Linked DNA regions of Homo sapiens: region 2 is linked to region 1. A link is an interaction called in ENCODE POLR2A ChIA-PET data of the cell type or tissue named here. Cell type or tissue: PC-9. All regions are shown on one strand. Links, peaks and the distances in the headings refer to the core of each region. The heading gives the core; the rest is flanking DNA.

Region 1 (5,377 bases), core at 324-5,323:
AGGTCAGGAGATCGTGACCATCCTGGCTAATATGGTGAAACCCCGTCTCCACTAAAAATACAAAAAAAAAAAAAAAAAAAAAAAATTAGCCGGGTGTGGTGGCGGCGCCTATAGTCCCAGCTACTCGGGAGGCTGAGGCAGGAGAATGGCGTGAACGCGGGAGTCGGAGCCTGCAGTGAGCGGAGATCGCGCCACTGCACTCCAGCCTGGGCGGCAGAGCGAGACTCCGTCTCAAAAAAAAAAAAAAAAAAAAAAAAAAGAGAAAAGCTTAATCTGCCTCTTCCTCCTTTTCCTCTTTACCCCAGCTACCCCACATCTTATTATTAATGTTACTAAGTCTAACTCACCTCAAACTATCACTTTCTATGCTTGTCTTGTTATACCCTGTGGAGATCTGCAGGGTCAAAGACAACTCTACTTCAGAAAAGTATCTTTGTCCTTCCTGGCTCTCCTCAGACTGGAAATCTGTTAACCGGGATCAATTAGTCTGGGAAGATTTTAACGGAGATTCCGTTAATTGGGAAACTTGTCCTCCTAAAGCAGAGCCTCAGCATCTCTGCCACAGTTGGTCCAATGTTCTATTGACAACCAAAAACCAGGGATGGACTGCCACAACGAATAGTTGTATATTCCTGAAACCATACATTTGTTTCACTAAAGGGAGTACTCCTCCCAATTGCCAATATAACCAGTGTAATCCTGTACAAATTTCCATTACTATCCCAGCTTCCCAAGGTTCTTACCCTTCCTTGAGCCATTTTTATGGTAGGAGCAGAAGTCTCAGGGACAGACCCTATAGGATATTTCACAATGTGCTTCATTGCTCCTCCACCTCCTTCACCCCCTTCTCCCTCTCCTCCTAAATCCTCTTTTTTTTTTTTTTTTTTTTTTGAGACAGAGTCTCACTTTGTCACCCAGGCTGGAGTGCAGTGGCGCGATCTCGGCTCACTGCAAGCTCTGCCTCCCGAGTTCACGCCATTCTCCTGCTTCAGCCTCCCGAGTAGCTGGGACTACAGGCACCTGCCACCATGCCCAGCTAATTTTTTTTATTTTTTATTTTTAGTAGAGACGGGGTTTCACTGTGTTATCCAGGATGGTCTGGATCTCCTGACCTCGTGATCCACCTGCCTTGGCCTCCCAAAGTGCTGGGATTACAGGCATGAGCCACCGCGCCCAGCCCTAAACCCTCTTCTAACCAAACCTTTTCTCACTTCATACCCAATGATAAAACTAAAGTTACCATTATAGAAGTTAAAGATTTAAAGCAAACTCTAGCTATTGAAACAGGATATCAAGATCCAAATGCCTGGTTGGAAGGGATTAAATATTCCATCCGCAAGCTAAATAAAAGCGACTGTTAGGCTTGTGCGACAGGTAGGCCAGAAACCCAAATTGTCCCCTTCCCACTTGGATGGTCATCTGACCAACGAGGCATGAGCTGTGTGATAGCTCTCTTCCAGAACCCCACAGCCTGGTGTAATGAGTCATGCAAGATTCTTCCACTGCTGTTCCCTGAAGTCAAAAGCCCTGCGGGTCAGCCCTTGAGGGCCATCCAGCCTGCAGCCCCTGATGTTAACTTCACCTCTTGCCTTTCATGGCAGGGGGAGAAGTTAGCATTCCTTGGAGACCTAACAGGGTGCAGTGAAACCAAGCCTTTTCAAGAGCTTACCAATCAGTATGCCCTTGTTCATTCCGGAGCAGATGTGTGGTGATATTGTGGGGGACTATCGCTGGGTACTCTGCCAAGTACCTGGAGCAGCACTTGTGCTGTAATTCAGTTGGCTATCCCTCTCACCTTGGCATTTCATCGACCAAGAAAGCTGAAGACAGAATATTGTAAAAAGAGACACGTCCCTCCTGGATCCTTTGATCCTCATGTTTATATAGATGCTATCGGAGTACCATGAGGGGTACCAGATGAATTCAAAGCCCAAAATCAAACAGCTGCAGGCTTCAAATTTATATTGTTCTGGTGGTCAACTGTAAACAAGAATGTAGCTTGAATAAATTATATCTATTATAATCAACAACACTTTGTTAATTTTACTAGAGATGCAATTAAAGGAACAGTTGAACAATTAGGCCTTACCAGCCAAATAGCCTGGGAAAAACAGAATAGCCCTTGACGTGATATTAGCTGAAAAAGGCGGAGTTTGTGTCACGATTGGAGTCCAATGTTGTACTTTTATTCCTAATAACACCGCCCCCGATGGAACAATAACAAAAGCCTTACAAGGCCTTACCTCCTTATCAAATAAATGAGTTAGCTAAAAATTCTAGAATAGATGACCCCTTTACAACCCTCATGGAGAAATGGTTCGGGAAATGGAAAGGAATTATGACCTCAATATTCACCTCCCTTATAATCGTTATAGGTGTGCTCATTCTTGTAGGATGCTGTATCATACCCTGTATTTGCGGTTTAGTGCAAAGACTTATAGAAACAGCGCTCACCAAAACCTCCCTTAGTTCCCCCCCACCTTATTCAGATAAACTCTTCCTTCTTGACACCCAAGAACAACAACAGAGCCTAGATATGCTAAGGCATTTTGAAGAGGAAAAACTATAAAATCAAGAGGGGGAAATTGTCAGAGATGATAAATTCTTCTTCGAAAAGCTTTAGTTCCCTGTTCTTTGTTTCTTAGACCAACTTCCTTATACTTCCTTGTCTCCTAGCTACCTGTTCGGTAAACAACCTTCCCGCCTTTGCCACGTCCAGACAAATCCAGATATGCCTTCCCACCTAGTAAGGGACAGTCCCTCTTCCTTCCCGCCTAATAGACCCTATTCAATTTTAAACCTTAGCCAATCGAATTAGCTTAGATTGGGAGGGCCAACCTTAGCCAATGAGGAAAGGACACAGAAGTGCTAGGAACTGCATTAGGGATAAAAACCCCTGCCCTACCCTGCTCAGTGTGCTCTTGCGATCGTGACTGGTGCAAGCTGCATCCTCCTGCAGAAGGAAATTTGCCTTGCTGAGGAATTTTCTGCCTACGTGCTGTTTTTCTTTGCGGCACCAGGCACTTGTTTCTAACACTCTGTCTCCTGGGTTCAAGCAATTCTCCTGCCTCGGCCTCCCAAGTAGCTGGGATTACAGGCATGCACCACCACACCTGGCCAATTTTGTATTTTTAGTAGAGATGGTGTTTCACCATATTGGTTAGGCTGGTCTCGAACTCCTGACCTCAGTGATCCACCTGCCTCAGCCTCCCAAAGTACTAGGATTATAGGCATGAGCCACTGTGCCCATCAGAGAAAACATTTTTTAAAAATTATGTATATACTATTTATCATCTAACAATTATATTTGACAGAAAATGATTCAAGCAATCCTCCCACCTCAGCCTCCTGAGTAGCTGGGAGGGACCACAGGCACGCACCACCATGCCTGGGTAATTTTTTGTATTTTCTGTAGAGAGAGGGTCTCACTGTATTGCCCAGACTGGTCTCAAACTCCTGGGCTCAAGCCATCTGCCCTCCTAAGCCTCCCAAAGTGCTGGGATTACAGGTGGGTGAGTCACCGTGCCCAGCCATGATTTGTTTTTATTTAAAAAAATCTGTATTTTTCCTTTTTGTTTAAAGAAAGAAAAGTTATGATTGAATTGTCATCACTGAACTAAAAATTACTGTAGCATTTTAAACATTTAGGGGTGAAATCTAACAATGTCTGCAATGTACTGTGAAATGAATAAAAAAATAGCTTGAATGGATAGTTCTCGTCAGTGAGATGACTAATGTAAGGTGCTTTTCCCTCCCTTCGGGACCTGTATTTTGAAAAATCTGGTCCCTGAGGTTTTCCTTGCATAAATTCCAAAGAAAAGTCAGATACTATGGCCAAGAGTGTGGGAGATATTTGGGGACATGGATCCCATGTCACTACACGCCACTCAGGAGATCCCGCTGGGTCTGAGGTGCCCTCTCTGAGGATAAAGCCATGCCTATGGAAACAGTGCTGGACAGAGGGTGTGCTCTGGGCAGAGAGAATAAAAGCTAAAGGAGCCATGTGAGATGAGGGCTTGTCTGCAAGGAAGGCAGTCACCTGTAGGTTCTCCCTAGCTCTGTGTCCTCAGAGTAGCAGCCTAGGGAGAGCTCTAGAGGCAGGAGCTGAGTCCTCACCCTTGCTCCGCTGCTTGCTGGGCTGTATGAGTGTGTGTGAATGTGTGAGTGAATGTGTATGTGCATGTGTGTTTGTGTGTGTGAGTGTGAATGTGTGTGATTGTGTGTGAGAGTCTGTGTGTATGTGTGTGAATGTGTGAGTGTGTGTATGAGTGTGAGTGTATGTGTGTATGTGTAAGTGTGTGTGTGGTTTTTGAGTACATGAGTGTGTGTGTATGAGTATGTATGAGTGAGTGTGAGTGTGTATGTGTGAGTGTCTAAGAGTGTGTGTGTGAGAGCATGTGCACCTTGAGTAAACAGTTCGGGGTGCCAGTTTACTCACCTTTAAAGTAGGGAGACTAGTAAGCCCTCCTGCCTGGGCCATTGGGAGGATCAATTGAGACAGGGAAGTGGGAAAGCTCTGCGATTACTTGGTAAAAAGCAGAAATGGACCCATCTTCTCTAAGAGTGCACAAGCAAACCATCATTTTTGAATTAAGGCAATGACTCCATTCTGAAACCATTAGGTGGGGAGGGGCTTTTACTAGAGTGATTACAGTCTAATCCCATCAGGCCCATGTGCCAGCAAACAACCCAGTCAGCGCTCCTTGCACATCCTGCGACACCAATGGGGGCAGCTGAAACAGTAAGGAGCCAAGCTTCTCACACATCAGTTACTAAATGCCCGCAAGCCCAAGAGGCATATCTGGGCGGAGAGGAGGAAATGGTCAGCTCAAGCTCAGGAGGTGAAGCATCTTACTCAAGGTCACGCAGCTGGGAAGTGGTTGCTAAGTTAAGATTTGAACGTAGGTCTATCTAACTCAGGGTTTCTCTATTTTTTTTTTTTAGATGAAGTCTCGTTCAGTCACCTAGGCTGGAGTGCAGTGGCATGATCTCAGCTCCCTGCAACCTCTGCCTCCCGGGTTCAAGTGATTCCCCTGCCTCGGCCTCCTGAGTGCCTGGGACTACAGGTGTGCAGCACCATACCCGGCTAATTTTTGTATTTTTAGTAGAGACGGGGTTTTGCTATGTTGGCCAGGGTGGTCTGAAACTCCAGGCCTCAAGTGATCTGCCTGCCTCGGTCTCCCAAAGTGCTGGGATTACAGGCATTAGCCACCACACCTGGCCCTAACTCAGGGTTTCTTAACCTTGGTCCTACCATTGACATTTGGGCTGCATGACTCTTCATTGTGGGGAGCTGTCGTGTGTACTGGGTGATGACATTTACCATTATCCCTAGCCTCCACTCACTTGATGCCAGTAGCTGCAAGCCCCCAGTCAT
Region 2 (5,377 bases), core at 184-5,183, 68 kb after region 1:
AAAATACAAAAATTAGCCAGGTGCGGTGGCAGGCACCTGTAATCCCAGCTACTAGGGAGGCTAAGGCAGGAGAATTGCTTGAACCAGGGAGGCGGAGGTTGCAGTGAGCCGAGATTGTGTCACTGCACTCTAGCCTGGGTGACAGAGCAAGACTCCGCCTCAGAAACATAAAAGAAAGAATTTTTATGCATGAACAATGGAAAGACAAATTAATTTAAAAATGAGCAAGGGGGCCAGGCGTGGTGGCTCATGCCTGTAATCCCAGCACTTTGGGAAGCCAAGGCGGGAGGATCACGAGGTCAGGAGATCGAGACCATCCTGGCTAACATGGTGAAACCCTGTCTCTACTAAAAATACAAAAAATTAGCTGGGCGCAGTGGCGGGCGCCTGTAGTCCCGGCTACTCGGGAGGCTGAGGCAGGAGAATGTTGTAAACCCGGGAGGCAGAGCTTGCAGTGAGCTAAGATCGCGCCACTGCGCTCCAGCCTGGGCGACGGAGCGAGACTCCGTCTCAAAAAAAAAAAAAAAAAAAAAAGAGCAAGGGATCTGAATAGATATTTCTTCAAAGAAGATATATAAATGGTCAATAAGCCCATGAAAAGGCACTCAACATCATTAGCCATCAATGCAAATCAAAACCACAATGAGATAGTACTTCCTACACACTAGGGTCGTTAAAATAAAAAAGACAATAACAAATGTTGGCAAAGATGTGGAGAAATCAGAATCTTCACACCTTGCTGGTGGGATTGTAAAATGGTCCAGCCACTCTGGAAAACAGGAAATTCCTCAATATGACTCAGAAATTCCACTCCTACATTATATATACATGAATGATATATTGTATGTGTATATATATTTTATTATTACTATTTTTTGGAGACAGGGTCTCGCTCTGTCACCCAGGCTGGAGTGCAGTGGCTCACAGCAGCTTACAGCAGCCTCAACCTCCCGGGATCAGGAGATCCTCCTGCCTCTCAGCCTCCTGAGTGGCTGGGACTACAGGCACATGCCACTAGGCCTAGCTAATTTTTGTACTTTTTGTACAGATGGGATTTTGCCATATTGCCCAGGCTGGTCTTGAACTCCTGGGCTCAAGCTATCCTCCTGCCTCAGCCTCCCAAAGTGCTGAGATTACAGGCATGAACCTCTGCGCCTGGCCGTGTGTGTGTGTGTGTGTGTGTGTGTGTGTGTGTGTGTGTGTGTGTGTGTGTATGCCTGAGAGAAGTGTATGTCCACACAGAAACTTGTTCATAGCAGCATTATTTATAATAGCCAAAAAGTAGAAACAATCCAAATATCTGTCAACTGATGAATAAATAACCAAAATGTGGTTTATCTATACAATGAAATATTATTCAGCAATAAATACAAGTAAAGTACCAACACATGCTACGGTGTAGATCAACCTTAAAAACATTATGCTAAGTGACAAAAACCACTCACAGACATTACATATTGTAGGATTCCATTTGTATGAAATGTCCACAACAGGCAAATCCATTGAGGCAGAAAGTAGAATAGAGGTTGCCAGGGGCTGGAGGTGAGAGTGGTATAGGACAGGGGTACCCAACCCCTGGGCTGCGGACCGGTACTGGTCAGTGGCCTTGTAGGAACCGGGCCACACAGCAGAAGATGGGTGGTAGGCAAGCAAGCATTACCACCTGAGCTCTGCCTCCTGTCGGATCAGCAGTGGCATTAGATTCCCATAGGAGCTCGAACCTTATTGATAATTGTGCATTGTGAGGGATCTAGGTTGCACGCTCCTTACGAGAATCTAACTAATACCTGTTGATCTGAGGTGGCACAGTTTCATCCTCAAACCATCCCCTTCAACCCCCGTCCGTGGAAAAATTGTCTTCCATGAAACTGGTCCCTGGTGCCAAAAAGGTTGGGGACTGCTGGTGTAGGAGGAAGTGGAGAGTGAGTGTAATGGCTGGAGGCTTTCTTTTTGAGGTGATGAAAAAGTCCTAAAATTAGATAGTGGTGATGGTTGCACATCTCCATGAACATACTAAAAACCACCAAATTCAGTTTAGACAGGTGAATAATATGGTATGTGAATTACATCTTAATAAGGCCATTTAAAACACAAAAGAGGGCCGGGTGTGGTGGTGCATGCCTGTAATTCCAGCGCTTTGGGAGGCCAAGGCAGGAGGATTGCTTGAGCCCAGGAGTTTGAGACCAGCCTGGGCAACACAGTGAGATCCCATCTCTACAAAAAATTAGCCAGACATGGTGGCGCATGCCTGTGGTCCCAACTACTGAGGAGGCTGAAGTGGGAGGACTGCTTGAGCCCAGGGGATGGAGGCTGCAGTGAACCATGATCCTGCCACTGCACTCCAGCCTGGGTGGCAGAGTGACACCTTGTCTCTATAAAAAAAAAAAAAAAAGCCACACACACACGCACAATAGCAACAAACTGAGGCCTAGGGAGGCAAAGAGACTTACTCAAATAAGTGAGTTCAGAACTGAAGTCAGGCCCCCTAACTTCCAGGGCGATATCCTTCTGGCTGACTTTCTTTCTTTCTTTTTTTTTTTTTGAGACAGAGTCTTGCTCTGTCACCCAGGCTGGAGTGCAGTGGCGTAATCTCAGCTCACTGCAAGCTCCGCCTCCCGAGTTCACGCCATTCTCCTGCCTCAGCCTCCCGAGTAGCTGGGACTACAGGCGCCCGCCACCACGCCCAGCTAATTTTTTGTATTTTTAGTAGAGACGGGGTTTCACCATGTTAGCCGGGATGCTCTAGATCTCCTGACCTCGTGATCCACCCACCTCGGCCTCCCAAAGTGCTAGCATTACAGGCGTGAGCCACCGCGCCCGGCCCTGGCTGACTTTCTTTTTTAAATTTTTTAAATTTTATTTATTTATTTTTTTAAGATGAAGTTTCGCTCTGTAGCCCAGGCTGGAGTGCAGTGGCGCGATCTTGGCTCACTGCAATCTCTGCCTCCTGGGTTCCAGCGATTCTCCTGCCTCGGCCTCCCAAGTAGCTGGGATTATAGGCGTGCGCCACCACGCCCAGCTAATTTTTGTATTTTTAGTAGAGACGGGGTTTTGCCATGTTGGCCAGGCTGGTCTTGAACTTCTGACCTCAGGTGATCTGTCTGCCTTGGCCTCCCAAAGTGCTGGGATTACAGGCATGAGTCACTGTGTCCCCCCGGCTGACTTTCTTCTGAAAAGAGGGATCATTAAAGGAACTGTGGACCTACTCCACGCCAGGCACTATTTTACTTAATCCTGCCAACATCTCTAAAAAGTATGAGTTCCTAACTCACAGTTACAAGGGAGAAAGCTGAGACTCCGAGAGGTGAAGTGATTTACCCAAGTCACCGTCTTAGCTCAGGTTTCCCAGACGCCACCCCAGAGACAAGGGACGTATGAAGGAAGGGCTCTCGGAGAAAGCAGAAAGGGTCTGGGTGGTGGGTAAAATCCTGTGTCATCCCACAGGAGGACCCTGAAGTGTAACTCACACCTTGGAGTTGGCCCAACCAAGGCAAGGGAGGTGGGATTTCATGCCCCTGGACTCAACAGTCGTCTGTCAAAGGCCGCAGGGGGTGGGGTGGAAGGTGGAAGTTCTTGGGCATTTCTGGACTCTGCACTTGTAGACAAAATGGCTCCCAGCCTCACAGCACCCCGCTGCAGAAAGATCACAGGCGCATGCCTTTGGAGGCAAAGGTACAGCCAGGTTGGAAGAGGGTTGCGCAGAAACTGTAAAGAGATCCAAGGGGATTTAGGCAGAACACTAACACTGTCACCTCCAGGCACCCAACGGGGAAATAAGGGGCCTGGGATTTGAAACCACATTTGTCCCCAAAGCCCATCAAGTCCCCAGCCTCTTCAAGAAGGATCATCCATAGGCTAATCTTGGCAGAAATTCCCAATGTGTGTGTCACAGAGGAGAGGATGATGAGCTAGAACCAGAAGGAAAGGAGGGCTGAGCCCAGCAGTCAGAAGCTGGCGAGGGACTTGAACCTGGGCCCCAGAGGGGACAAGAGAGGAACAAAGTATGCATGAGATAAGAGTGATGGGAGCTGAAGGACGATGACAGGGTCAGGCAAGCAGCACTCTCCCTCCATGGCCTGGATCTAAATGTCATCACACCACCTCTTCTCTGCTGCTGGAAGCTCTGGTTTGGGAGTGGATGGACCCAGATAACAGAGATGATGGCAGGCTGCATGCATGTTGAGAAGAAACCCCACCGATGGAACTCTTGGACAAATCTCTTCAGAGGGAGGTGGGGTGGCAGCAGGAACACTCTGACTCCTGCCTTTGTGCCAAGTGAGAATCTGCTGTTTGGAGAGAGGCCATCAACAATTGGTGAATCCCAGGTGACTGACCTGCTCCACTTAGTCACTCAGCACAAAGGGTCTGCTCCGTGAGCAACTTAGCAAGCAAAGTGAATTCATTCCATCAAACATTCATTCATTCTGCATTGATTAATGCCTGGGATGTACTAGGCCAGCACTGTGTTGGGCACTGGAGGGAAAGGGGCTGGGGGCCTTAAGATAAATTGGACAAAGTCTCTGCTCTCAAGGAGCTCAGCATCTAGCAGGGAAGATAGACACAGCAGGAATCACAGCTCAGGGGGACGAGTGCTGTGGTGAGAGTTATGAATGTGAGCGCAGAAGCCCAGAGTGGAGGACACTCCTTCCCCCTGGAGGAAATGGGGATAATTCACGAATGAGGTGATGTTTGAGTTGGGTCTTAAGGGATGCACAAGAGTTCATCAGCAAAAGAATGAGGGAAGTGCATTTCAAAGGTTACTTGGTTGATGGGCAGTAGGTCTGGGGTTGTACTTGAGTCCTGGTTATGCGCTGGACACTGCATGATGCTATCTCTAGACTCCCATGCCATTAGTCCCTAAAATTACAAGCTTAACTTTATTTATTTATTTATTTATTTATTTATTTAATTTATTTATTTTAGAGATAGGGTCTCACTCTGTCGTCCAGGCTGGTCTTGAACTCCTGGGCCTCAAGCAATCCTCCCACCTTACTTGGCCTCCCTGAATGCTGGGATTATAGGAGTGAGCCACTGCACCTGGCTACAACCTTAATTTTTTTTTTTTTTTGAGACAAGAGTTTCACTCCGTCATTCAGGCTGGAGTGCAGTGGCGCAATCTTGTCTCACTACAATCTCTGCTTCCCAGGTTTAAGCGATTCTCATGCCACAGCCTCCCCAGTAGTTGGGATTACAGGCGTGTGCCACCACGCCCAACTAATTTTTGTATTTTTCATAGAGACGGAGTTTCATCATGTTGGCCAGGCCGGTCTCAAACTCCTGAGCTCAAGTGATCCACCTGCCTTGGCCTCCCAAAGTGCTGGGATTACCGGCGTGAGCCACTATGCTCAGCCTACTATCTTAATTTTTAAAAGTAAAG

What was found. Peaks named below come from ENCODE experiments on the same cell type or tissue, not always from the same donor. Only the 100,000 strongest peaks of a DNase experiment are listed, where the experiment ranks them.
Region 2: POLR2A ChIA-PET joins it to region 1 with 8 read pairs; 3 of 35 experiments call an interaction of 5 or more read pairs at or near these places.

The regions. Positions count from the first base shown.
Region 1 is chr3:11,244,917-11,250,293 of GRCh38, reverse strand. All of the region lies in intron 1 of HRH1 (histamine receptor H1), which reads right to left. Among named protein-coding and RNA genes, the nearest start is that of ATG7, 25 kb to the left of the region's middle. In PC-9, for the core only: no CTCF peak of the experiment used is centred there; no DNase peak of the experiment used is centred there; H3K27ac peaks cover 923 bases.
Region 2 is chr3:11,176,785-11,182,161 of GRCh38, reverse strand. The region is part of intron 1 of HRH1 (histamine receptor H1); the gene reads right to left. Among named protein-coding and RNA genes, the nearest start is that of HRH1, 25 kb to the right of the region's middle. In PC-9, for the core only: no CTCF peak of the experiment used is centred there; no DNase peak of the experiment used is centred there.